2 separate regions of the Homo sapiens genome follow, and region 1 is linked to region 2. Evidence: read pairs that join two places in POLR2A ChIA-PET (ENCODE). Cell type or tissue: OCI-LY7. All regions are shown on one strand. Each heading gives the region's core, and the rest is flanking DNA. Links, peaks and the distances in the headings are about the cores only.

Region 1 (15,854 bases), core at 8,691-11,190, 490 kb after region 2:
CAGTCTGGGTGACAGAGCAAGACTCCGTCTCAAAGAAAGAAAGAAAGAAAGAAAGAAATCCAGAGTCGACCAGGCGTGGTGGCTCACACCTGTAATCCCAACGCTTTGGGAGGCCAAGGTGGGTGGATCACTTGAGGTCAGGAGTTCGAGACCAGCCAGACCAACATGGTGAAACCCTGTGTCTACTAAAAATACAAAAATTAGCTGTGCGTGGTGGCACATGCCTGTAATCCCAGCTACTAGGGAGGCAGAGTCAAGAGAATCACTTGAACCTGGGAGGCAGAGGTTGCTGTGAGCCGAGATCGCACCACTGGACTTTAGCCTGGGCCACACAGCAAGACTCCATCTCAAAAAAAAAAAAAAAAGAAAAGAAAAAAAAGAAAAACAAGAAAGAAATCTGCAGAGTTGGCTAGGAGTGGTGGCTCATTCCTGTAATCCCAGCACTTTGGGAGGCCAAGGCAGGCGGATCACATAAGGACGGGAGTTCGAGACCAGCATGACTAACACGGAGAAACCTCGCCTCTACTAAAAATACAAAATTAACGGGTGTGGTAGTGCATGCCCATAATCCCAGCTACTCAGGAGGCTGAGGCAGGAGAATTGCTTGAACTTGGGAGGCAGAGGTTGAGGTAAGCCGAGATCACACCATTGCACTCCAGCCTGGGCAACAAGAGCAAAACTGCATCTCAAAAAAAAAAAAAGGAAAAGAAAAGGAAATCCGCAGAGTTGTGACTAAAACTTCTGGGCTGCTGGTAATCATTTGTTTCTTAATCTGCATGCTACAAACTGATGTATTCAATTATGAAAATTTACTGATCTACACACTTGTAATTGTGTGTGTGTATTATCCTTGGACCAATTTTTTTTTTTAAAAGAGAGAAAAAAGAGGCCAGGCACAGTGGCTCACACCTGTAATCCCAGCACTTTGGGAGGCCGAGGCAGGCAGATCACAAGGTCAGGAGCTCGAGACCAGCCTGGCCAACAAAGTGAAACCCCATCTCTACTAAAAGTACAAAAAAAAAAAAAAATTTGCCAGGCGTGGTGGCGGGCGCCTGTAATCCTAGCTACTCGGGAGGCTGAGGCAGGAGAATCGCTTGAACCAGGGAGGCGGAGGTTGCAGCAAACCAAGATCACACCACTGCACACCAGCCCAGGCAACAGTGTGAGACTCTGTCTCAGAAAAAAAAAGAGAGAGAGAGAGAGAGAGAGAGAGAGAAAGAAGAAGGCCATTCTGGTGACTGTATGGAGGATAGGCTGTGGTTGGATAAGAGAAGCAGCAAGAACCAGGCAGAAGGCTGTTGCTATGGTCCAGTTGAGACATGATGGTGTCTCTGCCCAGGAGGGTGTGGTGTGGTTAGAAGTGATCAGATTTGAGATACAATTTGCAAGTATAGCCCCTGGGACCTGCAGATGGATTGAATGTGTGGAGTGAGGGAAAGAGAGGAGCTCAGGGTGACTCCTGGGTTTGGGGCTTGGCCGATGCTCTCCCTGAGCAGCCTGAGTTTCCCTCTGATTCATTTCTGGTACACCAGGCATAAAACAAGGTCCTTGTAACAAGTGACAGAGACAATCATGGTGCTGAGGGAAGAAGGGTGAAGGTGTATGGGGCCCACTCACCTTGATGACATTCCTTGTGCTGAAGCGGGTCCTGGTGACCTGGTGCCAACAGTGCCGGACCTGCCAGACCAGAAAGAGGCAGAGGACAAGCAGGTTGCCACAGCACTGAGGGTCCCTGCAGCTGTGATTCTGGGAGAGCAGGCCCTGCACTGGCTCCCACTCAGGGCCATGGAATGGCCCCACCACAGCACAGGCACCCAGCAGTGACAACAACATGGCAAAGCTTAGATCAGGCAGATGGTGTTGGGAGCTAGAGGGCAGGCCTGGCACATCTGATGCAGCCAGCTGCAGTAGGATAGCCGCCACCTCATAGCACCCCTGTCACTGAGGCCACCTCACAAAGGGGGCTGATGCCCCAGCCTCAACTCTGACCCTGGTGCCAGGCCTGGTTAGCATGCTCTTGGTGCAGGTAAGGACAGTATTGGGGAATTGTTCAAAAGTAATTAGGAGGAAGAACTTGTTTTAAACAAACCCATCCTCTGGAATGAAAAGATTAAGTTCCCTGAATGTGTGATGGGGTGATATAACCTGCGGTCTGCTTGATTTCTTTCTTCCTATGAAATACTTGGATCTGCCTGTCCTTCTATTATCAAACATTTAATGAACACTGTATTGAATACATGTATTCTTGTTTAACCACTCAACATGCCTTTCTCGTTGCTTGCAGTATCCTGATTTCCTGTGGGGGAATTACTTTTCCCATCTTAGGATCAGTGTTGGTGGGAAAATAAATGTTACCCTGAAGACTCTTTTACCCAAAAGTTCTATTCAAAATATTAAATATCTGAGCAGGCAGGGACGTCAGCCAATTATAATGAGCCAGGCCTTAACTGTTTAGTGGCTGGAATTTTTTTTTTTTTTTTTGAGACCGAGTTTCCACTCTTGTTGCCCAGGCTGGAGTGCAATGGCGCGATCTCGGCTCACTGCAACTTCCACCTCCCAAGTTCAAGCGATTCTCCTGCCTCAACCTCCCGAGTAGCTGGGATTACAGGCATGCGCCACCACGCCCGGCTAATTTTGTATTTTTAGTAGAGACGGGGGTTTCTCCATATTGGTCAGGCTGGTATCGAACTCCCAACCTCAGGTGATCCGCCCGCCTCAGCTTCCCAAAGTGCTGGGATTACAGGCGTGAGCCACCGCACCCGGCCCTCTTTTTTTTCTTCTTTTTTTTGAGACGGAGTCTCACTCTGTTGCCCAGGCTGGAGTGCAGTGTGCAGTGGTGCGATCTCGGCTCACTGCAAGCTCCGCCTCCGGGGTTCACGGCATTCTCCTGCCTCGGCCTCCCGAGTAGCTGGGACTACAGGCGCCCGCCACCATGCCCGGCTAATTTTTTGTATTTTTAGTAGAGACGGTTCACTGTGTTAGCCAGGATGGTCTCGATCTCCTGACCTAGTGATCCGCCTGCCTCAGCCTCCCAAAGTGCTGCGATTACAGGCGGGAGCCACCGCACCCGGCCGGCCTTTTTTTTTTTTTTTTTGAGAGTCTCGCTCTGTCGCCTCAGCTGGAGTGCTAGAGTGCAGTGGCATGATCTCAACTTACTGTAGCCTCCACCTCCGGGGTTCAAGCGATTCTCCTGCTTCAGCCTCCTAAGTAGCTGGGGTTACAGGCGCCCGCCACCACGCCTGGCTAATTTTTGTATTTTTTAGTAGGGACGAGGTTTCGCCATGTTGGCCAGGCTGGTCTCGAACTCCTGTCCTCAGGTGATGCGCCCGCCTCGGCCTCCCAAAGTGCCGGGATTACAGCCATAAGCCGCTGCGGCCGGCCGGTGGGTTACTTTTTGAATGTTTAATTCATTGTTTCTGCCAATAATTTGTACTAGGCAGCTCATAAGAACGCCAAAGTACGTTCCTTCTTCGACACAGGGCCAGTTTCCGCGCCAGTGCCCCCGTAGAGGGCGGGGCCCACTCGCTCGCGTAGCGTCACCTTCGCTTCCTGCCGCGCGGGGCCATTTCCGCTGCTGCTTCTGTGAGTTTTTCCGGTGCACGCGAGTGCTTCTGAAACGTCAGCTGCGCTCCCCTAGGAGTGCTGAGCCCGCGGAACCGCAGCCATGGTGAGTGCGTGCGCCGGCCGAGGGACCGGGAAGCGGGAGACTCAGGGTTGCGTTCACTCCCTAGCCTGTTAGATGGAGGCTTAGAGCCTGCGCCGTCTCATCCGCCGGCGTTGGGTCTTAACCGCCGGGCCCTTAGTTAGAACCCCAGCAGCGGCGGGGTCCCAGCAGCCTGGCCCGAGGTTAGAACTCAGGAAACCTTAGGATCCCCGCAGCTGTGTTGCTTTGCCGCACGGTCTGTTTGCTTGGCAAAAGGCCTGCAGCGAGCGGAGGGGGCATGGCCCAGCCTGGGAGAAAGAGACCAACCCACGTGGGAGAGGGCAAAAAGTTGGGTGAAGAAAACTTGGCTCCAACTTTTTTTTTTCCTTGTTTCTTTTCATACGAAATCTACGATGGCGTGGGACCCTGGGATTCGGATCAACCTCTCCTACCCACCCTACCTCACCCCACCCCCGTTGCTGGGGTTCAGGAGGAGATCTCCCATGGGTCTGCGCTTAGTGCCCGCCGCGAGTCACACGCGCCAGGGACCTAGAGGAGCCTTTGGCATTTGGGGGCTGTGGGGAACATGAAGTGAGCGCGACTCACGGCCTGGAGTGCAGGAAAGGCTTCTCCTGCAAGGCGGTGGCTTCAAAAACCAGAAGTCTGGTAGCACCACGTGCGGCGTCTCTAAACTCTTGGTCGTCTCTGACTTTTAAACATCTAGGGAAAGTTCTAAAACGTGTGTCCTGGCGTAGTAGTTTTGGTTGGCACTTGGTGAGGAGGGAAGAATTTGTAAAGCACTGTAACTTCTATAGTTAATCCTTCCAGTGGAGCTTGGATCCCGGCGGTAGCACTCCCCACAAACCTCCTCCCATGCATTTTGAAGCTTAGTACGTGGCTGAGCCTAGAACTTGAAGCTTCCAAACTCAGTGCTCGCTTTAACGCAGCTCCCTGAAACGTTTTGGAATCGGATGGTCTCAGGTTGAACTTTGCAGTTTTCCTCAACTGTAAAATGGGGATGACAGTGCATGAGGGTGTTGTGAGGATCAAATGAAATAAAGCATGGTAAACATCTAGTCCTGATGCTTGGTACAGAGTAAGCACGCAGTATTTGTTGTTCAATCAAAACCTTGCAAGTTTTGGCTGTCTGGTGTACAGCGAAACCAAACTGATCATGCTAGGTAGGGATTTAGGTTGGCTGGTGGTATGATATCATTCGTTAATTTATTTAACCCCTGAAGAAATTGAAAGGCAAATAAATACACCCTAAGCAAGTTTCAATTAGTGTTTATAAGCTAGTTTGGTTTTAAAATTGAGTTTAACTTTTTTGTTGACTAATAGTGAAACATTTAGGTATTTAATGATTGTTCAGATTCCTGAAGTCTTCCTCTTTTATGAATTTGATGTTTATTGAGATTTGAGAATCCTGATTTCCAGAGAATGGGTTGTTGGAAACAATGGCAATTTTTAAAGTTTTTTTAAATTGACATATCATAGTTGTACATACTTTGGGGGTTCCATGTAATATTTCTAAGTATATCTATTTTAAAACATGCAACAGGGCCAGGCGCGGTGGCTCATGCTTGTAATCCCAGCACTTTGGGAGGCTGAGGCGGGTGGATCATGGGGTCCGGAGTTTGAGACCAGCCTGGCCAACATAGTGAAACCCTGTTTCTACTAAAAATTCAAAAAAATTAGCCAGGCGTGGTGGTGGGCACCTGTAATCCCAGCTACTTGGGAGGCTGAGGCAAGGAGAATCGCTTGAACCTGGGAGGCGGGGGTTGCAGTGAGCCAAGATCACACCACTGCACTCCAGCCCGTGTGACAGTTTGAGACTCCGTCTCAAAAAAATAAATAAATAAAACTTGTGATAAATTATTAACCAAAATTTCCAGCTGGGCACGGTGGCTCACGCCTGTAATCCCAGCACTTTGGGAGGCTGAGGCGGGTGGATCATGAGGTCAGGAGTTCAAGACCAGCCTGACCAACATGGTGAAACCCCATCTCTACTAAAAATACAAAAATTAGCCAGGCGTGGTGGTGCGTGCCTGTAATCCCAGCTACTTAGGAGGCTGAGGCAGGAGAATCACTATAACCGGGGAGGCGGTGTTTGCAGTGAGCCGAGATCATGCCACTGCACTACAGCCTGGGTGACAAAGCAAGACTGTGTCAAAGAAAAAAAAAATCCCTACTGTAGTATCAAATAAAACATTTGTATGGCCGGACGTGGTAGCTCACACCTGTAATCCCAGCACTTTGGGAGGCCGAGGCGGGTGGATCACCTTAGGTCAGGAGTTCAACCTGGCCAACATGGTGAAACCCCCATCTCTACTAAAAATACAAAAATTAGCTGGGCGTGGTGGTGCATGCCTGTAGTCCCAGTTACTCGGGAGGCTGAGGCAGGAGAATTCCTTGAATATGGAAGGCAGAGGTTTCGGTGAGCCGAGATTGCGCCACTGCACTCCAGCCTGGGCGACAGAGGGAGATGCCGTCTCTTAAAAAAAAAAAAAAAAGATAAAAGAATAAACTCCAAATCAGTAGAGGGGAAAATAGTGCAAATGCAATGATAAATCCAGAGAAAGGAAAGAAAGAAAAAGAAACAGAACAAGTGGAACAAATAGAAGGCACAAAAGAAGGAAAATTTGAAACCATTATACCAATACTTAAATATGTAAAGGGACTGAGTGCTCCAGTTAAAAGACGGGATGTGGCCAAGCACTGTGGCTCAAGCCTGCAATCCCAGAAATTGGGAGGCTGAGGCGAGAGAATCTCTTTAGCCCAGGAATTGGAGACCACCCAGGGCAAAATAGTGAGATCCTGTCTCTACAAATTTTTTTTTTTTTTTTTTTGAGACAGAGTCTCGCTCTGTCACCCAGGCTGGGTGTGCAGTGGCACGATCTTGACTCACTGAAACCTCTGTCTCCTTGGTTCAAGCGATTCTCCTGTTTCAGCCTCCCGAGTAGCTGGGATTACAAGCATGTGCCACCATGCCCGGCTATTTTTTGTATTTTTTTAGTAGAGACGGGGTTTTGCCGTGTTGGTCAGGCTGGTCTCCAACTCCTGACCTCAAGTGATCTGCCTGCCTCAGCCTCCCAAAGAGGTGGGATTACAGGCGTGAGCCACCACACCCAGCCTAAACAATTTTTTTTTTAATTAGCCAGGAGTTGGCCGGGTGCAGTGGCTCATGCCTGTAAACCCAGCGCTTTGGGAGGCTGAGGTGGGCGGATCACAAGGTCAGGAGTTCAAGACCAGCCTGGCCAACATGGTGAAACCCCGTCTTTACTAATAATACAAAAATTAGCCGGGCATGGTGGCGCATGCCTGTAATCCCAGCTACTCAGGACGCTGAGGCAGGAGAATTGCTTGAACCTCGGAGGCAGAAGTTGCGGTGAGCCGAGATTGTGCCACTGCACTCCAGCCTGGGCAACAAGAGCAAAACTCCGTCTCAAAAAATAAAAAATAAAATAAAATAAAATTAGCCAGGAGTGGTGGCCCACACTTGTAGTTCCAGTTACTGAGGAGGCTGAGGCAGGAGGATCGCTTGAGCCCTGGAGGTCGAGGCTGCAGTGAGCTATTGTCATGCCACTGCACTCTGGTCTCAGTGATAGAGTGAGACCCTGTCTCAACAACAAAAAGGGTGTAATTCTTTTTTTTTTTTTTTTTGAGATGGAGTTTCACTCTTTCGCCCAGGCTGGAGTGAAGTGGCATCATCTCAACCTACTGCAATCTCCGCTTCCCGGGTTCAAGCCATTCTCCTGCCTCAACCTCCAAGTAGCTGGGATTACAGGTGCCTGCCACCACACCCAGATAATTTTTGTATTCTTAGTAGAGACGGGGGTTTCACCATGTCATCCAGGCTGGTCTTGAACTCCTGACCTCAAGAGAGCCACCCACCTTGGCCTCCCAAAGTGCTGGGATTATAGGTGTGAGCCACTGTGCCTGGACTGCCCCAGCTAAGTTTTTAAATATTTTTAGAGATGGGGGTCTCACTGTGTGGCCCAGGCTGGTCTCAAACTTCAGGCCTCAATCAGTCCCCAGCCTCAGTTTCCCAAGTTGGTGGGATTATAGGCCTGAGCCACTGCAGCCAGTTCAGAATACACTCTTCAAACATGGAACGTTTTTGAAAATTGGCCATAAAGCAAGCCCTGCAAATTTTAACATTGGTAATATTACATACCATTTTTGCCTAACCCAAAAGGAAATAAGTTAAAAATTAGTAACAAAGTAGTTTGAAATGAAAAATATAAACTATCAGAGAGATTTAAAAATTGTAGTAGGAATTCAAAAATAGAACAGAACAATAATGAAAATACCACATACCAGAGCATAAGTGACAAGGGCAGAGGGGGGAAGAAACAAATGAAAGGATATAATGAAAGTATTACTTGGAGCCTAAGATGCTAATGCTAGGGAGAAACGGGATAAAAAGGTAGAAAAAAACACTAGCACAAAATAACCCCAAAGAAAGTAGAAGGAAAGAAAAAAAACAAAAGGAGAAATTGCTGAAATAGAAAGTAGAGCATACTGCTGGGTCTTTTCCTTTCCGAAGCCCCTCTTTCTCACCAGAGAGAGCTGTTCTTTCTCTTTCTTTTGCCTATTAAACCTCTGCTCCCGGCCAGGCGCAGTGGCTCACACCTGTAATCCCAGCACTTTGGGAGGTCGAGGCAGGTAGATCACCTGAGGTCAGGAGTTCGAGACCAGCCTGGCCAACATGGCAAAACCCAGTCTCTACTAAAAAATACAAAAATTAGCCCGGTGTGGTGACGCGCACCTGTAATCCCAGCTACTGGTGGGGGCTGAGGTAGGAGAATTGCTTGAACCCAGGAGGCAGAGGTTGCAGTAAGCCAAGATCGCACTACTACACTCCAGCCTGGGCAACAGAGCAAAACTCCATCTCAAAAAAAACAACAAAAAAAAACCCTGCTCCTAAACTCCTGTGTGTCCATGTCCTAAATTTTCTTGGCATGAGACAACAAACCCTGGATATTTACCCCAGGCAACGAAGCTAGTTCAGTTTGACACTGTTGTCAAAGTTTTGGGGAATTAGTCACTGTCATGCATTGCTGGTGGGTGTGCAAGTTGTTAAACCCTATATAGGGTCAATTTAGAATAGATATAAAAGTTACAAATGCATATTATATCTTTTGACTCGTTAATCCCACTTCTAGGAGTTTATCTTACAGATATACTGAATGAAACATAATATAGATTAGGTATAGATGAGATTAGACATTATAGCATTTACATAATAGTGAAAGATTAAAAAATATATAAATGGGCTGGGCACAGTGGCTCACACCTGTAATCCCAGTACTTTGGGATGCCCAGGCAGGAAGATTGCTTGAGGCCAGGAGTTCACGACCAGCCTGGACAACATAATAAGACAGTGCCTCTAAAATTAAAAAATTAGCCAGACGTGGTGGTGCATGCATGTAGTCCCAGCTACTTGGGAGTCTGAGGCAGGAGGACCACTTGAGCCCAGGAAAGTCCCCCTCAGAAAGATTAATCGAAAAAATAAGGCCAGGCACGGTGGCTCACGCCTGTAATCCCAACACTTTGGGAGGCTAAGGCAAGCGGATCACTTGAGGTCAGCAATTGGGAGACCAGACTGGCCAACATGGTGAAAGACCTTCTCTACTAAAAATACAGAAAAATTAGCCGGGCGTGGTTGTGCATGCCTGTAGTACCAGCTGCTCTGGAGGCTGAGGCTGGAGAATCGCTTGAACCCCGGAGGAGGTTGCAGTGAGCCAAGATGCCACCACTACACTCCAGCCTGGGTGACAGAGCGAGACCCTGTCTCAAAAAAGAAAATGTTTAAGTAGGTAACATGTGAAGGAGACATACTCTATAGACATTAAAAAGAAAGGATGGCCAGGTGCGGTGGCTCATGCCTGTAATCCCAGCACTTTGGGAGGCTGAGGCAGGCAGATGACCTGAGATCAGGAGTTCGAGACCAGCCTGGCCAAAGTGGTGAAACCCCGTCTCTACTAAAAATACAAAAATCAGCCGGCCGTGATGGCGGTCACCTGTAATCCTAGGTACTCAGGAGGCTGAGGCTGCAGTGAGCCGAGATCGCGCCACTGCACTCCAACCTAGGCGACAGAGGGAGACTCCGTCTCTAAATAAATAAATGTATGAGGAAGAGAAAAATAATATGGAGGTCTTCCCTTGACCTCCCCCAACCCCCTTCCTTTAGAGAACTCCTCCATCCTTCACCTAATTCTTCCTAGTTGTCCTGGGACCAAGACAAATTCGCCTAAGATAAGGAGTTACGTAGAAGACAGGGCGTCCTGGTGTACGGGCTGGCCCTGGACGTCACTTCCGCTGGCGGCAGTGGCGTCACTTCCTGCTCTTGGGGGCGGGGCATCCGTGTCCTTGCGGTGCTGGGCAGCAGACCGTCCAAACCGACACGCGTGGTATCCTCGCGGTGTCCGGCAAGAGACTACCAAGACAGACGCTATGGTGAGTGTTCCTACTGGGCCATTATCTCCGGGTCACCTCCCGAGAGCTGTGGTGCCGCGAGCGTGGTCCCGCTGTGTCAGAAAAGCTGTAAAAAAACGGAAGGAGGAAAAGGCAGGTGCGCGGTGTCGGGCAGGAGACCACCGAGGCAGGCGCTATAGATGAGTGGTCCCACCAGGCCATCTCCGTCTCCAGCGACTGCCGTCCACCCTATGTCCAGCCTCCAAGGCCGAGGTTAGGTGGTAGCCGCAGTGAATCACTCGCGATTCGCACGTTACACACGATGGCGACATGTGGGGCCGCACCTGGGTTATAATATGAATATATCCTTGTATATAAATATGTGTTTGTAAAAACAAAAAAAAAAAGAGAAAAATTAATGAAAATGATTTACTGGAGCAGTGGGAATGAGATGGAAGGAGCGGAATAGGCAGGCCACTCACCCAATATGCTCCCTACATGGGTGTGTATTTATTTATTTATTGAGACGGAGTCTCGCTCTGTCGCCCACGCTGGAGTGCAGTGGCGCCATCTCCGCTCATTGCATCCTCCGCCTCCTGGGTTCAAGCTATTCTGCGTCAGCCTCTCGAGTAGCTAGGACTACAGGCGTGAGACACCGCGCTCGTCCCCTACATGGGTTATTTTGACACAGATCTGAATGACATCATTTTATCCATAAGTATTACAGTATATATCTATAAAGTAAGAATTTTTAACATAACTGCAAATGCCATTAATTAGTTAATAAGGGTTGCAAGTTGGTGATATTTAACTGTACCATTCCCTCTTTATTTATTAGGCGGAAGAGTGATACAAGAGGTACTTCTCATCTTCTACCTGGTTACCGCCTAATACAGCATTTAGGAAAGGCACAGAAGATGATTGTTTCCCTTTCCCAGTTTTCAAAATATTGAGTTGCTATCACTTGCATAGTTTTGACTTTTAAACCATGAAGATATTTTACATATTTGAAAAATAAAATTTAAAGCAAGCTGACTACAAAATAAATCTACTTGTATACCAAATTGCTAACCACAAGGAAAATTTTAATTTGAATAACTTTTGAACAAAGTCCTGCCACTGGATGGCTTTGATAGGATATATCCTAAGAACAAAAATAAATTTTGACTTTGGTGAGTTTGTTGGTAGAGGTGGTATATTGGTGTAGCAATTTTGGAACCATTTTGTGTGTATTGTAGAGGAGGTGAGGAAATACTTTAATGTGTTGGAAACCATGGGTTTGAACAGAAGATACGCATATGGAGTGGGGAATGGAAAGAAAACTTTGTGCTACATTTACTGTAAATTATATCTTATTGATTCAGTAAATTCAGGTGGAATACGGAAGTTCAAATTTAAAGATTACCCATGGACTCCTGACCTCAGGTGATCCACCCGCCTCGGCCGCCCAAAGTGCTGTGATTACAGGCGTGAGCCAGGAGTTTGAGACCAGCCTGGCCAACACGGTGAAACCCTGTCTCCACAAAAAATACAAAATTAGCCTGGCATGGTGGTGCACGCTTATAGTCCCAGCTACTTGGGAGGCTGAGGCACAAGAATCATTTGAACTCGGGAGGCAGAGATTGCAGTAAGCTGAAATCGCACCACTGCACTCCAGCGTGGGCAACAGAGCAAGACTCCATCTAAAAAATAAAAACAGAAATGGATTAGCCATGGACTCAAATGGATGCGGAGCCATGGGAACCCGTTTGTAATCCATTTGCTGTAATATTATCAAACATTCGGCTGAAGAAAGACAAAAGTACATGAGCTTTAGTATACTTTACTGAACTGTGTAATTCCTAATAGTGTATTTCCTTTTTTTCGAAGGTAGGAGTGGAAAGTCCATTGTTAACTACCTGGTGTTTTGTGTGTTTGAGGGTTAGGGAGCAGGGCAGCTGCCCCCTGTGTCTCAATTGTTGATTAGTATTTTGTGACTCAGGTAGGAAAACTTCTGGCTCAATTTGTCTGATATTTTTATGTCCCCCCCATAGACTGAGGCTGATGTGAATCCAAAGGCCTATCCCCTTGCCGATGCCCACCTCACCAAGAAGCTACTGGACCTCGTTCAGCAGTCATGTAACTATAAGCAGCTTCGGAAAGGAGCCAATGAGGGTAAGGCAGCCACAGGATGCTCTGGGGGAATGTTAAAGGCACCTGTTTCCATCTGGGGCCTCTGATCTGATTTCCAGTTTGGGAGGAGGGCTAGCTGCTCTCGACTACAACCAGTGGGAGGACTTTGGCATTAGATGCTAAAGCTGATGGGCTAAGAATTTTTTTTAGACCCACCAATTGTTAACATTTTGCCACATTTACCTTCTTTTTCACTCTATAAGTGAATTTTATTTTTGCTGAGCCATTTGAAAGCAGTTGTGGAGACTGTATAGTGGCTGTATGACCTCACCAGAGCCATCAGAAGGAAAGGGATATTAATGCTTTTTAGCATCCCTTATACGGTGGATACTTAACATTCATGAATTTCATTTGGTTCCCAGAAACATTCCCTACCCCTCTCCCTTTTTTTTTTGGATGCAATTATTCAAAAACATGGAACGTTTCACGAATTTGCATGTCATCCTTGTGCAGGGGTCATGCTAATCTTCTCTGTATTGTTCCAATTTTAGTATATGTACTGCTGAAGCGAGCACTACCTCCCTTTGTAAAAAAGGAAAAAAAAAAAGCTGTTTTTCAGTAGAATAATTATGTATGCATGATGCTTCTGCCCAGAGGTGATATAGGATACTCTCACTTTATTCATTATTATTTTTTTAATTTTATTTTATTTATTTATTTATTTTTTTATTTGGAGAGTTTTGCTCTTGTTGCCCAAGCTGGAGTGCCATGGCAGGATCTCAGCTTACTGCAACCTCCGCTTCCCGGGTTCAAATGATTCTCCTGCCTCAACCTCCCAAGTAGCTGGGATTACAGGCATGCACCACCACGTCCAGCTAATTTTGTATTTTTAGTAAAGATGGGGTTTCACTATGTTGGTCAGTCTGGTCTCGAACTCCTGATCTCAGGTGATCTACCTGCCTTGGCCTCCCAAAGTGCTGCTGGGATTACAGGCGTGAGACACTGTGCCCAGCCTTATTTTTATTTTTATTTTTTTTCAAGTAGAGACGAGGTTTCACCATGTTGGCCAGGCTGGTCTCGAACTCCTGACCTGAAGTGATCCGCCTGCCTTGGCCTCCCAAAATTCTGGGATTACAGGCGTGAGCCACTGTGCCCGGCTGCCCAGCCTTATTTTTATTTTATTTTATTTTTTTGGAGACAGAATCTCGCTCTGTCGCCCAGGCTGGTCTTAAACTCCTGAGCTCAGGCAATCTGCCTGCCTTGGCCTCCCAAAGTGTTAGGATAACAGCAGGCGTGAGCTACCATGCCCAGCCAGAATACTCTCATTTTAATAGATGCTGGGTAGTTTGATGTGGTAGAGCTCTTTTGTCGTTGAAGATTTTTAATGGAAACATCAGAGATTTTGTCAACTGTGTTTGAGATTTAGGAGAACTATTACAATCGCTTTTACCTGTGTTGCTGAAGGAAGATAAAGTAGACTCTGTGGGTCTCGTCGTAGTGCTCTTTCCTCCCTGCTCGTCACACTGCAGTAACTGCAGTGCCTGGTATAGCAGTGGCCAGTGGGGCATTGTAGGGTGACCCACCAGCTCTCCTGGGAGGTCTCTCTTCTCACTTGATGCACTCAGGTCAGCTTGGCTGGGCAGGGATGTGACTTCTTACACTTCAGGTAGATGAGGACTCATGGACACAGAGCAACCTTATTTCCTCTTGCCATACTTTGCACGGTGATAAGCACACAGGTCCTTGAATGGAGATGCTCAGTCTCAGCGACTTAATTCAGAATATGCTTACTGGGAGTTCAGGGAGGGAGATGCAACAATTTTCCGTACTTCTGCCTCAGTGTCAGGTATTCTTTCTTGCCATATTTATTGATTGCCTGCTATGTGCCAGGCGCATGTATATATGCTGATGATGCACTGGTGAACAAAATGAAGTCTCTGCCTTCTTGGAGTATACATTCCAGTGGAGAAAGACATAGGTTTTATGCCTGGTGGTAAAGAATGCTGTAAGAGGCCGGGCGCGGTGGCTCACACCTGTAATCCCAGCACTTTGGGAGGCCGAGGTGGGCAGATCATGAGGTCAGGAGATCGAGACCATCCTGGCTAACACGGTGAAACCTCATCTCTACCAAAAATACAAAAAATTAGCCGGGCGTGGTGGCGGGCGCCTATAGTCCCAGCTGCTCAGGAGGCTGAGGCAGGAAAATGGTGTGAACCCGGGAGGCGGAGCTTGCAGTGAGCCGAGATCTCACCACTGCACTCTAGCCTGGGCGACAGAGTGAGACTCCGTCTCAAAAAAAAAAAAAAGAATGCTGTAAAACAGAATAAAGTAGAGAAGGGGGATAGGAATGGCAGTGGTGGGTCTTTTTAGATGGAGTATTCAGAGAAGGTCTGTCTGAGGAGTTTGAGCAGAGAACTGAATAGATGAGGGTGTTGGAAAGAAACGTTTTTGGGCATGGTGTAAAGGCATGCTTGAGGGATTCTAAGGAGGCTGGTGTGTGGCTGGAACTAAGTGTGGGGATGAGAGGTACTAGGAGATCACATGAGACCATGTAGGCCACTGTTAGCAGTGAGTACAATGGTAAATGAGTAGAAGGATTTTGAACAGCAAGATTGCTATGATCTTACTTAACACTTATAAAAGAGTCACTCCTATGACTTTTGTAGGGTGAGTAAGCTATAGTAATATCAATAGAAATGAACATGCTTTGCATTTGCCATGTGTCAGGTATTATTATTATTATTTATTTTACTTTTTTTTGAGATAGGGTCTTACTCTGCAGCCCAGGCTGGAGTGCATTGGCATTGATCATGGCTCACTGCAGCCACGACCTCCTGGGCTTAGGTGATCCTCCCACCTCAGCGTCCCAGGTAGCTGGAACTACAGGTGTACGCCACCACACCTGGCTAATTTTTTATATTTTTAGTAGAGATGGGGTTTTGCCATGTTGCCCAGGCTGGTCTCAAACTCTGAGTTCAAACAATCTACCTGCCTCAGCCTCCCAGTGGGCTGGGATTACAGGTGTGAGCCACCATGCCCAGCCTCATCATTCTTATTAACTGGTTTAATCCTTTCAATAATCCTATTAAGTAGAATTATTAGGTAATTAGAATTAGGTTAAAAAGAGCTGAGGTGTGGGTGTTCGTTTCTCAGGTGAAACATGGCTAAAAGCTTACGGAGTAAGTGGAAAAGAAAGATGCGTGCTGAAAAGAGAAAAAAGAATGCCCCAAAGGAGGCCAGCAGGCTTAAAAGTATTCTCAAACTAGACGGTGATGTTTTAATGAAAGATGTTCAAGAGATAGCAACTGTGGTGGTACCCAAACATTGCCAAGAGAAAATGCAATGTGAGGTAAAAGATGAAAAAGATGACATGAAAAGGGAGACTGATACTAAGAGAAACAAAAAGACTCTTCTAGACCAGCATGGACAGTACCCAATATGGATGAACCAAAGGCAAAGAAAAAGGCTGACGGCAAAGCGAGAGAAAAGAAAGGGGAAAAGCAAAGCAAAAGCAGTGAAAGTGGCAAAGGGTTTGGCGTGGTAGACTCTTAAAACCTTGGAAAATGCCACATGGGATAGATGATGGATTAGAATGTATATACATGTATACTTTGATTTCAGCTGCCACCAAATGAAAACCATTTGTTTTCCTATTTTAACTTGGCCTTTTTTCTTCAAT
Region 2 (15,854 bases), core at 4,825-7,324:
TTATGACCTGTGTTTCTGAGTGATCAACTATAAACTGGGGTTCCCAAGACCGCTTCCTTGGGTTTGATTAATGTTTAACATGGCTCACAGAATTCACGGAAACACTTCACTTGTGTTTACCCATTATAAAGGATGCAGATGAACAGCCACATGAAAGAAACATAGGGCCAGATGTGTGGGCAGGGGCATGGAGCGTCCATGCTCTCTCCAGGGGCACCACCCCTGAGGCACCTTCATCTACTCAGCAGTCCAGAAGCCCTCTGAATCCAGTAGTTCACGGATTTTTTGGAGGCTTCATCATGTAGGCATAATCAATTATTAACTCAATCTTCACCCCCTCTGTCCTTCCTGGAGTGGGGTGGGTAGAGCTAACAGTTCCAAGCTGCTAATCACAGCTTCGTCTCTCTGGTGCCCAGCCCCCATCCAGGAACCACCAAGAGTAGCCTTAGAACAAAAAGTGCTCCTATCCAGGAAATTCCAAGGGTTTAGGAGCTCCATGTCAGGAACCAGGATCAAAAACCAAATATTAGAAGAAAAGATGCTCCTAGCACCCCTAATTGCTCAGGAATTTACACGGGTTTTAGGAGGTCTGTGCCAGGAATCAGGGATGAAGACTAAAATATGTATTTCTTACTCTAAATCACAGTACGTTGTATACATACAATAGAGTGTTGTATTTTCTTTGCTGAGATGATAGGGGGATGTTTTGCAGTGTGTTAACTGTTGAAAGAAGGGAAACATTTTGTTAAAGAAGTGCCATCCAATGAGTGACGCAGAAGACTTGAGTTTTGACTCAGAGCTTCGATAACCTGGGAAAATCACCTTTCTTACTCTAGACTTTTAGTCCCTTCAGTGGGTGTTTTCCCCAGTTACTTTTTTGGCGGCAAGGTGGGTGTTAATTTCAAGTTTATTAAGTTTTTTACTTTTCTTTTTGAGACGAAGTTTCGCTCTTATCGCCCAGGCTAAAGTACAATGGCATGATCTCAGCCCACTGCAACCTCTGCCTCCCAGATTCAAGTGATTCTCCTGCCACAGCCTCCCGAGTAGCTGGGACTACAGGCGCCCACCACCATGCCCGGCTAATTTTTGTATTTTTAGTAGAGACGGGGTTTTGCCATGTTGGCCAGGCTGGTTTCAAACTCCCGACCTCAGGTGATCCACCCACCTCAGCCTCCCAAAGTGCTGGGATTACAGACGTGAGCCACCGCGCCCAGCGTTTTTTACTTTTTTTAATGGACAGTAATTGTAGATATGGGGTGCTCAGTAATGTTTCAATATATATATAAAATGATCAGACCTAGGTAATTAGCAAATCCATCGTCTCAAACAACATGTCTGTGTTGGGAACATTTGGTATCTTCTAGTCATTTGAAACTATACAATATAATGTTGTTAACTGTGGTTATCCTACAGTGATACAGAATACTAGAACTTATTTCTCCCATCTAGATGTAATTTTGTATTCTTTAACAAATCTCTACTTATCTCTTCCTTTCCTTTCCCCTTCCTGGCCTCTAGTATCCTCTGTTCTACTTTTTAATACTTCCGTAAGATCAGCTTTTTAAATTTCCACATGAGCGAGAACATGCAGCTTTTAACTTTCCGTGCCTGGCTTATTTCACTTGACATAATGTCCTCTAGTTACTTGAGCATTAGATGTATCTAAGACCATCACCCAGGCAGCCCCCATAATGCCTGTGGTCACGTTTGAGGAAAAGTGGTGAGAGAAGGCAGCAAGTAGCATGGTGCTTGTCATGTGCATGCCCCCTCTCTGTGCTTCCCCAGGAGAGAAGCAGGGCTGTCCACGGAGGCAGCCACGCTGTCCATAGGAGGCGGGGTTTGATTTGAATTTGATGGGAAGGGGAAGAGGGCGTGGCTGACTGCATGATGGGAACAGGCGTGAGGCATAACATACACAGAGCAGGGCCAACAGACTTGGATCAGGTCTCAGAATTCATCCTGCCCCCCCCTTCCTTCCAGCGCAGCAGTTGCTTGCAGCTCCTGACTTTTGTTTAAGCATATGTCTCCATTCCTTTCACATCCTTCTTGCCCTTACCTCCCCCTTCCCTCTTTTCTCTCCAAGCTTCTGTAGGAGAAACAGTTAAAAAGAACAAGAGAGGTAGAGAAGATAATGCTGATGCCAGTTAGACTATTACAAAAGTGTGTGTATTCACACGTACATGTGGACTGAAAGGCAGCTTGATGGCCAAGGCACTATTTGATCAACGGAAAGATAGGGAATCAGAAACAGAGTGCCAGGTGTGGTGGCTCACACCTGTAATCCCAGCACTTTCGGAGGCTGAGGTGGGAGGATTGCTTGAGCCCAGGAGTTCGAGACCAGCCTGGCCAACATGGTGAAACCCTGTCTCTACAAAAAATACAAAAAATTAGCCAGGCGTGGTGGCCCTTGTCTGTAGTCCCAGCTACCCAGGGAGGCTGAGATGGAAGGACCCAGGAGGGGCTGCATGACCCTCAGTTGGGCCACTGCACTCCAGCCTGGGCAACAGAGTGAGACCCTATCTCAAAACAAAAATGAAGTAGCCTTGAAATGTCAGTTCAGGGAGTTTGGGTTTTAGTCCATCCCTTCTGTTCTCTTTTTTCCTCCAAATGTTTTCATGTTGAGTCTAAGGTGTAATTTACCCTGGGTCATGGTCTGCCATATTCTGTAGTACAGCTGTTAAATCCTTCTCTTTCAAGAGCTAACCAGTTGGGCCAGGCACGGTGGCTCACACCTGTAATCCCATCACTTTGGGAGGCCGAAGTGGGCGGATCACAAGGTCAGGAGATTGAGACCAGCCTGGCCAACATGGTGAAACCCTGTCACTACTAAAATATGAAAAATTAGCCAGGTGTGGTGGCGCGTGCCTGTAGTCCCAGCTACTTGGGAGGCTGAGGTAGGGGAATCGCTTGAACCCGGGAGGTGGAGGTTGCAGTGAGCTGAGATCACGCCACTGCACTCCAGCCTGGCAACAGAGCGAGACTCTGTCTCAAAAGAAAAAGAAAGAGAGCTAACCAGTTAACTAGGTATGGTGGTTCACACCTGTAATCTCAGGTACTCGGGAGGCTGAGGCTAGAGGATCACTTGAGGCCAGGAGTTCAAGTTCAGCCTGGATAACATAGCAAGAACAGGTCTGTTCAAATAAAAATAAGTTTTTAAAAGAGCCAACCAGTTGCCTTTTCTCATTTTCATTACCTCTAGTTACATCGTAATATTGTGTTTTCTTCCCTGTAGTCTAGTGGCCAGGAAAGAGGGGGAGCAGTAATATAAAGTTTTGTTTCTAGTTGAAAAAAATGGCTTTTTTTTTTTGTTTTTTGAGACAGAGTCTCGCTGTGTTGCCCCGACTGGAGTGCAGTGGCGCGATCTCGGCTCACTGCAAGCTCCGCCTCCCGGGTTCACGCCATTCTCCTGCCTCAGCCGCCCCAGCAGCTGGGACTACAGGCGCCCGCCGCCACGCCCGGCTAATTTTTTCTGTTTTTAGTAGAGACGGGGTTTCACCGTGTTAGCCGGGATGGTCTCGATCTCCTGACCTTGTGATCTGCCCACCTTGGCCCCCCAAAGTGCTGGGATTACAGGCGTGAGCCACCGCGCCTGGCCAAGAAAATGGCTTTTAAGTGAAAAAAAAAAAAATTTTTTTTGAGACAGGGTCTCACTGTGTTGCCCAGGCTGGACTCAAACTCTTAGGCTCAAGCGATCCTCCCAACTAGCTGGGAATACAGGCATGTACCATTATGCCCAGCTATATATGAGGATTTTTAAGTATTAAGTTTTTTTATGGTTGATTGTTAGTTTTATATTGGGAATACTGTGAGTTTTGGCTCTCCCAGTTCGCAGCTGGGTAAGAAGTGGTCCCCCACTGAGGCTGTGTTCAGGGACACATTAGGGTGTGCTGACAGGCCGGTGCCACATCCCACCCGAGCACACTTCAGCAAGGGCCCCCCTGGAGGCTGCCCCCGTTCTGCTGATAGCCTGCCTTCTGGTCCAGCTTCTAAGATGTCAAGCAGCAAAGCTCAGCCTAACATACTGCAATGATGGAAACGCTCTAGCTCAGCACTCTCCAATGTGGTAACCACAAACCAGATGTGATCATTGAGTGCTAGTGGGACTGAGGAAATGAATTTTTTTTTTTAATGTAAACTTAAGTGGCCATGTATGGCTAGTGGCTGAACAGCACAGGCTTAGAGCTACCCTCCTCAACCCAAGTTCAGGCAATATGGTTGGGATTTTTTGGAAGGGGCCATAGAGCACTGGAACATCCTCTCCTCTAGTGGAAGCTTGTGCCCAGGTTGTCACCCCAGCCCACCAGCAGAGAAGCGCAGGACCCTCATTATTAGCTGAGGACTTGTGAGTAAATGGTGTCTGTCATTTTCTGTTTTGGGGCCCATCTTGGTAGCCTGCCTAGTTAAGCTGGTAGCATCTCTATTTAACAGAAGTTGGTGGCCGCGTGTCCAGCAAGACAGAGGGGTCTGGGTTGGGAGGAGTGAGGGTAGGGCTGTCGGCCTCTGGCTTTGCTGCCTCTGCTGCTGTGCACTTTGCTCCTTCATGTGGAGACCTGGGACCCAGAGGCAGTTTCACAAGATGACCATGTCTTGGTCATTGCGGTCTTTTTGATGACCCAAGTCACAGTGACCCAGAGGCCTGCACTGCTCTGTGGGGATGGACGCTTGTATTATTCCACACAGTCTTCTTGGAAATTGCTCTCTGTGTATGATGTAACTTTGTATCCAGGAAACAAGTTTATTGATGGACTTTTCTTTCTAATCATAACAAAAATAAGTCCTTGGTTTGAGAATCCCTAACCTCCCTTATGGAGTAAAGAGCAGTTTAACATTTTCATCTCTGCCTTGCTGTCAACCCACCCAGATCTTTAAAGAGCTGTTGATGTCTCAGGGAAGACTTTTATTACTGGGACATCTCCATAGAAACAGAATCTTTGTTTCATGATCTGTGACTCCTGCCACCTTCCCCCCCACCTGATGTTGACCCTGCATTTCTGACATCATGGTCAGCTGTTTTGTGTTGCTTGTTATGTCATAGGCACAGGATTTGGCTCCAGGTGGGGGGGGTTACAGTAATAAGAGCATGAGCTCTGTTTTTTTTTTTTTTTAATTAATGTATTTAATGCAATGAGCCACAACAATTAAGACGAGAAAAAAAGGCTGTGGTAGCTCATTAATAATTCCACTGTGCGTAAAGAACCTTGTGTGGAGGGTTTTTTTTTTTTCTTCTACTCTCATGAAAAAACAGCTGGGAATTCTACTTTCTGCAGCTCTCGTTGCAGTAGCATTTTAAAGCTGCTATCTCTGCTGCAGACTTTGATCTTGCTGGTGCCATCAGAGCCCTGGATGGGTCATTAGGAAATGCCAGTAGTCTGACTCCTCCCCGGGGGACAGCCGTCTGCCTCACAGGAGCCAGTCCCAGTGCCAAGAGCCCCATATTTCCCTCCTTATGGCCCAGGAGCCTGAGCCTACCCTTCGGCAAGGCAGGGTGGGGCTGGCAGGCCCCTGTGTCCCAAGCCCTGCAGTGTGCCAACATAAGGAATAACAGTAGTACTGGGGTAGAGTGTAGGTGAATTGGAGTCTGTGTCTGCTACACAACAGATCCAAAGGACATTAAACCCTTCTTGTTTTTCCTACCTCCCTCCTTGAGCCCACCATCCTCAGCCTGGGAGCATGTGGATGCATGTGGGTATCTGAAGCTTCACAGAGCTTATAATGAGGAGCTTAGTAAATCCATTCTGCCTTTGAGCTTGAAGAGGGAAATGAAAGTGGCCTTCTCTTCTGGGGGTTGATGTTTGTGTCTGCAAGCCATCTTGTTGACTAGGCCACCTTGTAGGTCTTTTTGAGCTTGGATGATGATCTCGCAAGCTGTTTACTTTGACTTCACTATGCAGAAGTGCTGACTGCGCCCTCTGGACAGTGTAGGATGGTGCCTGGGCCTTGAAGAACACAGATTGAGAGACCTTGACTGGCTGGCCATGTAGGTGCAGTTGCCTGTTCAGAGTCCTCAGAAGAGGTTTTACTACACCTACTGCTCTTCACTCTTCCCTCCCAGCAGGGACTGGTAAGAGGAGAAGCTCCCCTGTGCCCTCCAGGTTTCTGAGCTCTCTAGCTGTGGTTCTGGCCCCTGCCAGGAACGTGAATTGTGCTTCCTGACGGCCTGTGGACATGTATGAGAACAGAGGAGGGCATTGTCTGCACAGTGTTCCTGCATGGGAGGCCTTGTCAGAGATGGACACTGCCTCAGGCAGATTGCTGTAGGAGACTTCATTTCCAGATGTATCTGGCATTAGTTTCAAGTTGTCGTTAGCGTGCATTCATAGTGTCTTACTCTTTTCTGCTTCTAACTCAGAGGGAACGCATTTCCTAACATGAGGCGTGTTTTATTAATGGTCCATCACAGCTGGTCACTGTTCTGTGGCCGTGAGGGAACTGAGCCACCTGCGCCTTTCTGATGGCACCCTTTGCTGCTCGTGTGGTCCCTGTCCTCACTGGTATAAACCCCTGTGGCGTAAGCGTGGCCCAGCCCCACGTGTGCTGTACTGTTTCTGTTTGGCCCAAACTAGAGACTAAGCCAGCATAGTGCTTGCTGCCAGAGCCCAGGTAAGAAGAGAGCATATCCCCTGAGCTCCAGTTGTCTGGCTCCTGCTGTTTATAAACTCTCTGGCAGATTGGAGCAGCGGGAGTCTTGGTCACACTATGTACTTGTGGGTTTTAAATTAACACATTTCATTTATTGCCTTGCTAGTTGCTTGCTGGGGGAGGGGCTTGGAGGTTAGTAGTAAGTTGCTGAGCTCTTGGGCCCACGGAGCCAAGAAGGCTGCCGCCCACTCTCTTAGATACTCATGGGCTCCAACGAAAGACAGGCTATGATGTTCCAGGTCTGGCCAAATATAAAAGGGTCTTTTTGATTTGTTTTAGGATACCGGGACCTGAAAAGTTTTCATGTGTATGTTCATTGCTTATTACTATTGCACTTGAAATCTGTGGGTGCACAGGCTGCTAGTCTGGATCTCAGTTTAAATTTAACAAGGATAAGTACCGTGGCTGCCTCCTGCCATGGTGCCTGGGAGCTCTCTGAGAATGTGTTATCAATATTTATTAACATTCTGCCACCGCGTTTTGCACCAGTGACCTGGCTGTCGGTCTCCAGGAGCTGTGGTGTGCAGAGTGAACTCATTAATTAGATTTCCTTGCCCTGATCCATGCACTACCCTTGTGTGAGAGCTCAGCTCACCTGGAGGCAGATGTGTCCTTGCTGCCATCCAGGATGCTGTCATCATGTTACAAGTTGGAATGAATCATTTTTCCTCCAAGGATTAAAAGCATCCTCATGGGATTTTACCTTCCTCTGAAGCATTTAGTGTGGATTATGTGATTTGTGTTGGAGGCTTCTGTGTCTCCGTGGGTCGTGGGGCAAAGGTGACAGTGGGGCTCTTGGGCCTGGCCACCTTTCTGTCTCAGACACCTGGGCATTCTCTGTACAGAGAAGAAAATACGCGTCTAGATTTTAAAGTGTTTTTACAAGGAGGCTTTGGCTTGAGCCTGAGAAATGGGGTTAGCCTAGAATCAAGGATTTTTAAAATAGCATTTATTGGTGATATCGTGGGAATATAGAAAAGATAAAATTTAAATCAGCTGTATCTTCTTACCCAAAGAGAATTATTGTTACATATTCATAGATTTCCTTTCAGTCTTTTTTTTTTTTTTTTTTTTTTTTTTTTTGAGACGGAGTCTCGCTCTGTCACCAGGCTGGAGTGCAGTGGTGTGATCTCGGCTCACTGCAACCTCCGACTCTCTGGTTCAAGTGATTCTCCTGCCTCAGCCTCCCAAGTAGTTTTTTTTTTTTTTAAGACAGTTTTGCTTGCCTAGGCTATAGTGCAGTGATGTGATAGTAGCTTACTGCAGTCTGAACTCCTGGGCTCAAGCAGTCTTCTCACCTCAGCCTCCCAAGTAGCTGGGACTATAGGCAAGTGCCATCACACCCAGCCTTTCAGTATTTTTTTTTTTTTTTTTAATAGTGACAGGATCTCACTGTGTTGCCCAAGCTGGTCTTGACTCTTGGATTCAAGTGATCTTTCTGCCTCGGCCTCCCAAAGTGCTGGGATTACAGGTGTGAGCCATGGTACCCAGCCCCAAGTCTTTTTTTAATGCGTAGAAACATTTTAATAAAATTAGCACATTTATACATTTGTACATCCTGGTTTTTTCAAGCAGTTTTGTTTCATGGGTGTTTTCCATACCATTAACTCTTTTCAAATGTTAATTTTTAAGTGACCGATATCCATCATGTTAAGGTATCATAGCTTACTTGGGTTGTCTCTAATGTTTTCCTATTAGAAGTAAGTGTAGCGACCTGCTACCTTTATGTCTGACCCTGTCAATCCCAGCCAGCATGACCACACCTATGTCCAGCTGTGAAGTCTCCATCTGACTGTCCCCTTCTGTCTTCCAGATTGTTTGCTACATGAGGAGAACTTCTCGGTGAGGTGCCCTAAGCACAAGGTGAGTCAGAGGCCCCAAGAGCTACCAGCAGGGATGGGATCGAGGGTGGCTCCTCCTGAAAGACCTGAAGACCAGGTGTTGGTGGGCCTCACCCACACCTGTCCCCACCTGTGCCTCCGGCTGTTAGTCCCCTCCTGGCCCTGGGAGGGTGGAGGGGCATGATGCTGAAGGGAGACCCGTGGCATGGGGGCCAGCACTCGGAGTATTATGAGGATCCCAGGAGAAATGTGTTTTGGGAGAGGGGGTGTTTGTCTGTTCATTAAGAGAGGTGAGAATATCTAACTCGATCAAGCCACTGATTTCCACTTGAGGTGAATAGAACCCCAATTCACAGGTTGGCGTTTGGTAAGTCTGGTTCTAGGCCTTGAGGCCTGTGCAAAGGCATCTTCCCAGACTAGAAGTCGAGCTGACCACAAGGCTCTGGGGAAGCTCAGTCTCTTCCAGGTTGTGCTTCTGCAGAAGCAGCCTGATGCACAGTGGATGGGCTGTCTCGGGCTCCACTTCCCAGTTTATTTAGGAGGTGGTCTCGTGGTCGCTTCCTTTAGGAAAGGGTGGGAGGTAAGGGGTGAATGGTCTGTTTGTGGATACCACATATGTGTGTGGGGAGGGTGTATATGGAGAAGGAGCCCCAAGAAAGGATCAGAACGGAGACCACTGCCACCTGATGTTTCCTGCAGGGGCTGCACTGTGTCTCTGGCTGAGGTCACACTGACACCTGGTGGTCACTGGTCACTCGCAGTCTTAAATCTAGTAGGGCCGAAAGTACTAGAAGGAGGTTGTCCAGAGAGGTCTGCCCTCAAAATGCTCCTGAAAGATGCTTGCTTATGCTTTTCTTTAAAAATTATTTCTGGGGAAGGGCGGGGAGTGGTCACAGGATCTTATATTCTCTTTATTTTTACTTAATTTGCATGTTATTTTTAGAACTCCCCTTTTTAAGGGTCACATTTTGCCTCAGAAAACCCTGTCTGAATGTCTCCTGTTTGTCGGTCAGGACTGACTCTGCCTTTTCTTTCCTTTTCCATGTGCCACTCCTGTCCTCCCTTTGCCCTCCCTGATTTCTGCACTGTCCTCTCCCACCTGTCTGTCTCCTCTTGGTTTTGCCCGTGTCAGCCTCCCCTTCCGTGCCCTCTCCCCCCCTTGCAGAACAAGACCGCGAAAGGCAGCCTCAGCACAGAGCAGTCGGAGCGGGGGTGAGGGGGGCAGTGTGCTCGTGGGAATGGAAAGGACAGCAAGCACAGGTGAGTCGGGGCCACCGGGCTCCCTGCATCCTGCCCGGCTCCCAGCAGGCGTCGTTGCCTCTGCCCTCCTGCTCGCTCTATGCTCTGCCACCAGCATTTCATCCTGTGGATGACAACGCCAGGTGGATGCAGTGTTCTTCCATTGGTTACTTAGCTCCCCAGATTATCTGTGGAAAGGAGTGGGGGCTTCTAAACTGTCCACTGCCAATGGGGTGCAGGGTGACTGTTCCTGAAGGCAGCCCTTCAGGGCACAGCTGGCCAGGGGTGGCCTTGTGAGTGGACACAACAGGCTTTTAGGTCTCTTTCTTGGGCAGGGCATCTCTTGCCAGTAGCCCCTGCTCTTTCCCCCGTCTCAGAAAGGGTTCCAGTCAAAGGTCTCTTCTTTTTAATTTACTACATTTCTGTAAAGCTTATGGTGTGTTTTCCTTTGAAAACAACAGAACTCTTGGGTTTTGTTATTAGAAATCTTTTTTTTCCAGTATTATGAAGGATTCCTTTTTGCAGAAGTACAAAGGAAAGAAAAATCCTCAAAGATTTAGTAGACTCTAGCATCTGATTTAATTTTACTCTTAAAAATCTCGAGGCTGGGCATGGTGGCTCATACCTGTAATGCCAGCACTTTGGGAGGCTGAGGCAGAAGGATCGCCTAAGCCCAGGAGTTCAAGACCAGCCTGGGCAACAGTGAGACCCTGTGTCTACATTAAAAAAAAAAAAAAAAATTAGCCGTGCGTGGTGGTACATGCCTTTAGTCCCATCTACTCAGGAGGCTGAGCTGGGAGGATCACTTGATCAAACCTGGAGGTTGAGGCTGCAGTGAGCCATGATCGTGCCGCTACATTCCAGCCTGGGCCACAGTGAGACCCTGTCTCAAAAAAAGAAAAAAAATTCTTGTGATTGAGTTGTGCTTGCTGTGAGTTTGTGTGGGATTATTGTGGTCACGGCCCTCTTGGCAGGCATCTGTGAAAACAGGATGATAGGACTTGGGGTCTCTAGAAGCTGCAGGCCTCTGAGCTCCATGCTGCTCCTTCACCCTCCCTGCGTCACTGAGGCATGAAGGGAAATAGGTTGTAAAGAAAAGAAAAACCAAAATGTACCTTGTGGCACTTGCTGCTACAGGATGGGGCAGGAGGACTAGTTGTCTCAGAAATATTCATTGAGGGGTCATTTCTCTCAAATGGGAGGACTTCTGTGTCGACCTCAGGAGTTTGACTCACACAGCTACGCTAGACGTGTCCCTTCCGGCACCACCATGTGCCTGACCACCTTCTGGAACGTGCCCTCCTCCTTGTTACCACTACTAATTTCCGGAGAAGGCCCCTCGGCTGCCACGCCATTTGAGAAGTCAAGTGGGGGCTGCTGAGTGCCTTCTTGATAGAGCGTTGAGTGTGGTGCCTTTCTCTTTCCTCTTCCGGGGAGTAGGGCTGGCAGTGAAGGGATCAGAGCAAAGTGGGGAGGTGGGTGGAAGCCATTCCATGTGTTCCTGGGTCAGAGGAACCAGATGAGCAAATGAAGCCTCTTGGACTTGGAGTACATTGCCACCATCAGCGAGTGGCTGCTGGTTTTCCAGAACCTGCTGGGCAGCACTGCCTGCTCCTTTTCCTGGGATTAGCCCTTAGGACAAGGCAGCCATTGCATTGCGTGGTTTTGAAAGGACTGTTTCTGTTGGCCCTCCTGCATGTCCCTACGCTCCTGAGGGTGTCACTGTGCCTTCCCATTGTCACCCCTGTGCCAGCACAGGCCAAGATGGTTAGAGTCAAGTTCTGTAGGGGACCACGATGCGTATTCCTGGAATGTGTCCTAGAAGACCTGGTTAAGGAAAGAGCTTAAGTGTTTTTTGTTTTTGTCCTGGAATTGCATCTGTGTTTGAGAAAAAGAAAGTTCAGGCCCTGGGCCTGGTGGACAAATCTCCTGGGGATTTTGTTCATCTGTTCCTCTCTAGTCATTCTTGGGCCTTCCTTCCTAGCTGTCAGGGCCCTTGACTCTTTTTTTTTTTTTTTTTGGAGACGGATTCTCACTTTGTCGCCCAGGCTGGAGTACAGGGGCACGATCTCGGCTCACTGCAACCTCCATCTCTGGGGTTCAGGCGATTCTCCCGCCTCAGCCCTCCCGAGTAGCTGGGACTACAGGTGTGCACCACCACGCCCAGCTAATTTTTGTATTTTTTGTAGAGATGGGGTTTCACCATGTTGCCCAGGCTGGCCTTGAACTCCTGACATCAAGTGATCTTCCCGCCTTGACCTCTCAAAGTGCCGGGATTACAGGCGTGAGCCACGGCGCCCGGCCAACTCTTGAACAGAACAATGAGCTTCATCCTTCTGGGTTGAAGCACAGTGATGAAGTGGCCTCACCCATTGAAGAGAGTCGTCTCAGGTCCATTGAGGTTGAACCATTCCATTCAGCTCTTGGAGGGAGAGGATGGACTCACTGCATCCAGTCCTGTCCATCTGAAATGTTTTTTATGTGCTGTTCCCACAAGGCATATAGCTTTTCCTGGTTTCCCAGTTCAGCAGTGACATTGAGGGTGGTCACCGTCCTTCATTTGTGGTAGAAGCCCTGGTGACTGGGGATAGAATCACACCTCTGACTAAAGGAGGACTCATCTTGGGCCCCATGCTGGGGACAGAGAGCCACCATTATTGGGTGCCCTGACAAGGCAGGGAACAGACAGCGAATGTGCGTGTGTGTCTGCCTCCTAGTGCGCCATGTTCTGACAGAGTGATATGATAGGTGCTGTGTGACTAAGATCAGACTACTCCATGTCTCTGTACTTCGGTTTCTTCTGTAAAAACAGGAATAGCAGTGCCAACCTTTTGAGATTCCATTGGGAAATGTCTCTAAGTGCCAGCACAGCACACTGGCTCTCAGCCCGTTGATCTGCCATGCCTAGCTGTGGGTTTCTCTTGGGAGTTGGAGGGGTCAAGGCAGCAGATTGGACCCTGCAGCTGTCTCTTATAGCAAAAAATACCCAAGGCTTGGGGTTAAAAGATGCCGCCCCTGCCTCCCAGCCTGTGAGGTATCTGGTACCTGACCCTCGCCAGGAGTGCGGAGGGGAAAAGTCCTTCTGCAGGCCCGTGGTTGCCCACTGTCTCTTTGTGCCAAGGGGGTTGCCTTGCTGGCTTGTGTCATTGGTTGGCAGGGCTTTTGACAGTGGAGTCCCTATACCCAGCTCTTCCTCCTGTCGTGAATTAAACAAGGAGGCCCCAGCTTGCCCTAACAGGCCCTGTGGTCCAGCACATGGGAAGCATAACCTTGATCAGGGCTAATGCTGCATCCTGGATGCTATGTACCCTGCACAGAACAGCCATGGATGGACGCTGAGCAAGGCAGGGAACGGGGCGTGGCCCCCCTGCCCCTGGAGCTGGACATCACACAGTCCATTTGTGTGTATGCATGAATGTCACATTCTAGAGTTCCCCTTTCCCCAAACTGGTCCAGAGGCAGTCCAGGGTTACACCTCCAGAGGAGAGCCTGAGTCTGTCCACTTTCCTTCCCCACCAGCCCCAGCCCAGGCATTGTGGCTGCTATAGTGCCCGCCTCCCTGCCACTGCTCAGCAGCCAAGTGCAATCTTCATTAGGCCTCCCTCCAGTCCTGTCCCTTCTCTACGTCAGAGATTCTTGTCATCTTCCACACAAAGCCCAGACATCTCACCTTGCCTTCCAGAGCCCTATGGAAGTCTCAGGTGACTCTCCAGGCCCCTGGCTGCCTCCAGCTCCTCAGGGACCAGGCTTCCTTCCTCTGGGCTTCTGCACACACAGTTCCTTGTGCTGGAAACACTTTGGCTCCCCATCTTCATGTTGAAAACAGGCTCCCATCTCCTGGGTCTCAGCTTAAATCCTACTTCCTCAGAGAAGCCTTTCCCTTTCTAAATCCTTGTCTCCATTGCCCCCCTCCTCGCTTGCAGCCATCCTAGCATCACCACAATTTCAGATCATTTACTTGTTTACTACCTGTCTCTCCACTAGACTGTAAGCTCCATTAGGGCAGGGACCACGTCTGTCTTTGCACCATCAAAGCCTAGCCCAGAGCGGGGCATGTAACTATGCTAGTGCCAAGTGAGTCTGTGTTAAAGAAATGAGTGCATCCCAGGCCGGGCACAGTGGCTAACGCCTATAATCCCAGCACTTTGGGAGGCGGGCAGATCACGAGGTCAGGAGATCGAGACCATCCTGGCTAACAATACAAAAATACAAAAAATTAAAACACTAAAATACTAAAAATACAAAAAATTAGCCGGGCGTGGTGGTGGGCGCCTGTAGTCCCAGCTACTCGGGAGACTGAGGCAGGAGAATGGCATGAACCCGGGACGTGGAGCTTGCAGTGAGCTGAGATCGTGCCACTGCACTCCAGCCTGGACGACAGAGTGAGACTCCATCTCAAAAAAAAAAAAAAAAAAAAGAAAGAAATGAGTGCATCCCAGGGAAAAAAGGGCTCTTGGACCCTGACCATCGGTGCCCTTAATCAGTATAGATTCAGAATTAGGTTTCCCTTCATATCCTCCCTCTCTAGTCGGAATTAGTGTCTGTTTTAGAAATGAGGAAATGGGCTCTGGGCGAATCCTGGCCAGGGTGAGTGGTGTTGAGATGATGAGTTTTTGCTGCAGTTGGGAAAGGCAGGCTTGGAGTCTGATGTGGAAGGACGCGAGGATGGCGTCCCGGGTTCAGGCCACGGATGAGGCCAAAGGGGAGCAGAAAGGACAGTGTGAGCGAGAAGGGAAGGGAGGGAACAAGTGAGGGAGCCTGGGAAGGTGTTGGCCCAAGACGAAACCCTGGATGCTGGCAGCTGGGGAGCAAGGTGATGTTCTTTAAAAGAGAATTCACAGTCTTCAGCACAGGGGCGGCAGGTCGCTCCTGCTGCTCAGGCTGGCTGGCACCAGGGCTGCTCCCAGGCTCACTGTCGGGGACCCAGCCGTCTCTCAGCCACACCCCATGCCCTAGCATACGCAGCCCCTAGGGCCCAGTTGGGAAAGCCCCAGTCCCACCTCTGGCCACGTCGCTTTGGGCTACATGTGTCGCCTTCCTGAGCTTTAGCTCTCTTGAAGATGGGGGTCAGGCAGATCCACGTTACTGTGATATAATATCTGTAAAGCTTCTAGCCCAGGGCCTGGCACATAGTGCTTAGAGAATTTTCCTTCCTTCCTAATTTCCCTACTGAAGGAACAACTTTTTTAAAGTAACTCTTGAAAAGTTAGGGTCCCATTACATTCAGGATATCGTGTGTTTGGGCTGGTCTAGTCATCAGACCTGAGGAACACGAAGGCTATAGAGGGCAGAGCCCCAGGCTGCAGGTGCTGAGGAACTGCCGCTGCCTGGGCCACCACGCGCCCCAGGGAGGGGCCCACAAGTAGCAGCTCGCAGAGCCAACTGGCCAGGCAGACCCTGGCTGCTGACATGTGCTTCATTCTTCACTGGGGAGCTGGTGTGGGGTCCTGTTCTTCTGAGTAATGAGCAAGATTGGGGTGCAGGCCCAAGACTGCTGTGTATTGGTAAAGAGGGCAAACCCTGCCCTGTCCCCTCCTTGAGCAGAGCCTGGCAGGGTACGTGTGGGCATTGGCCTTGATTCACACGGGCATCCTGCAGCCCCAACAAGATGACACCCTTCTGTGTTCTTGGAGGTAGGTGCCCATTAGCTCAACTGCTGGCCTGCATTCCCAGGGCTTGCTTTTACTTGTCTGTGGTGATGTTGTGCCATGGCCTCTGTGTGTGTTCCTGCTTATTGGTGTTTTCTGCCAAGTAGTCAGGAACCTCCTTGGGCAAGAGCATGTGCATGTACGTGCTTGGGAACAGCTCAATCTTAGCTCCCGCAGGCCCCAGCCGCCTTAGCAGTTCTGCGTGTGTGAACTTTATGGAAGCAGAAAGGGCTGGTGACACTTGGGTTCTTGGGGTTTGTCAGGGGAGGGCACCAAATTGGTCTTGAGGAAGCAGTTAGGTGAGCCCCAGTGACAGTCTTAAGCACAGTGATTGGCAGATAGCAAGTGAAGGAGGGGCAAGGCTGCCACCACTTCTGGCTTCTGGTGAAATTTTACTGGACTGATTCCTAGGAAACTGCTGTTTGTCTTTGAGACCTTTCCACATCAGATGGCCCATGAAGCGTTCCACAGGGACCTTTGGTACAAT

The links. ChIA-PET counts read pairs that join two places held together with the same protein. Peaks named below come from ENCODE experiments on the same cell type or tissue, not always from the same donor. Only the 100,000 strongest peaks of a DNase experiment are listed, where the experiment ranks them.
Region 1: POLR2A ChIA-PET joins it to region 2 with 13 read pairs; 2 of 35 experiments call an interaction of 5 or more read pairs at or near these places.

What each region holds. Positions count from the first base shown.
Region 1 is chr22:41,676,607-41,692,460 of GRCh38, reverse strand. SNU13 (small nuclear ribonucleoprotein 13) reads left to right here and starts at 3,594. Exons shown (of 3, transcript NM_001003796.2): 1 at 3,594-3,667; 2 at 12,097-12,217. The coding sequence starts at 3,665. It overlaps LOC107985567 (protein LLP homolog), which reads left to right and starts at 15,301. Exons shown (of 1, transcript XM_047441692.1): 1 at 15,301-15,854. The coding sequence starts at 15,336. The coding sequence ends at 15,719. It also overlaps the pseudogene RNU6-476P and the pseudogene C22orf46P. RefSeq lists enhancers at 3,495-3,674, 4,225-4,394 and a silencer at 3,914-4,113. In OCI-LY7, for the core only: CTCF peaks have their summits at 10,431 and 10,651; DNase peaks (open chromatin) are centred at 9,970 and 10,640; H3K4me3 peaks cover 2,500 bases; H3K27ac peaks cover 2,196 bases.
Region 2 is chr22:42,162,495-42,178,348 of GRCh38, reverse strand. TCF20 (transcription factor 20) reads left to right here. Exons shown (of 6, transcript NM_001378418.1): 4 at 8,453-8,502; 5 at 9,613-9,740. The coding sequence ends at 9,696. Among named protein-coding and RNA genes, the nearest start is that of CYP2D6, 40 kb to the right of the region's middle. In OCI-LY7, for the core only: no CTCF peak of the experiment used is centred there; a DNase peak (open chromatin) is centred at 5,778; H3K27ac peaks cover 824 bases.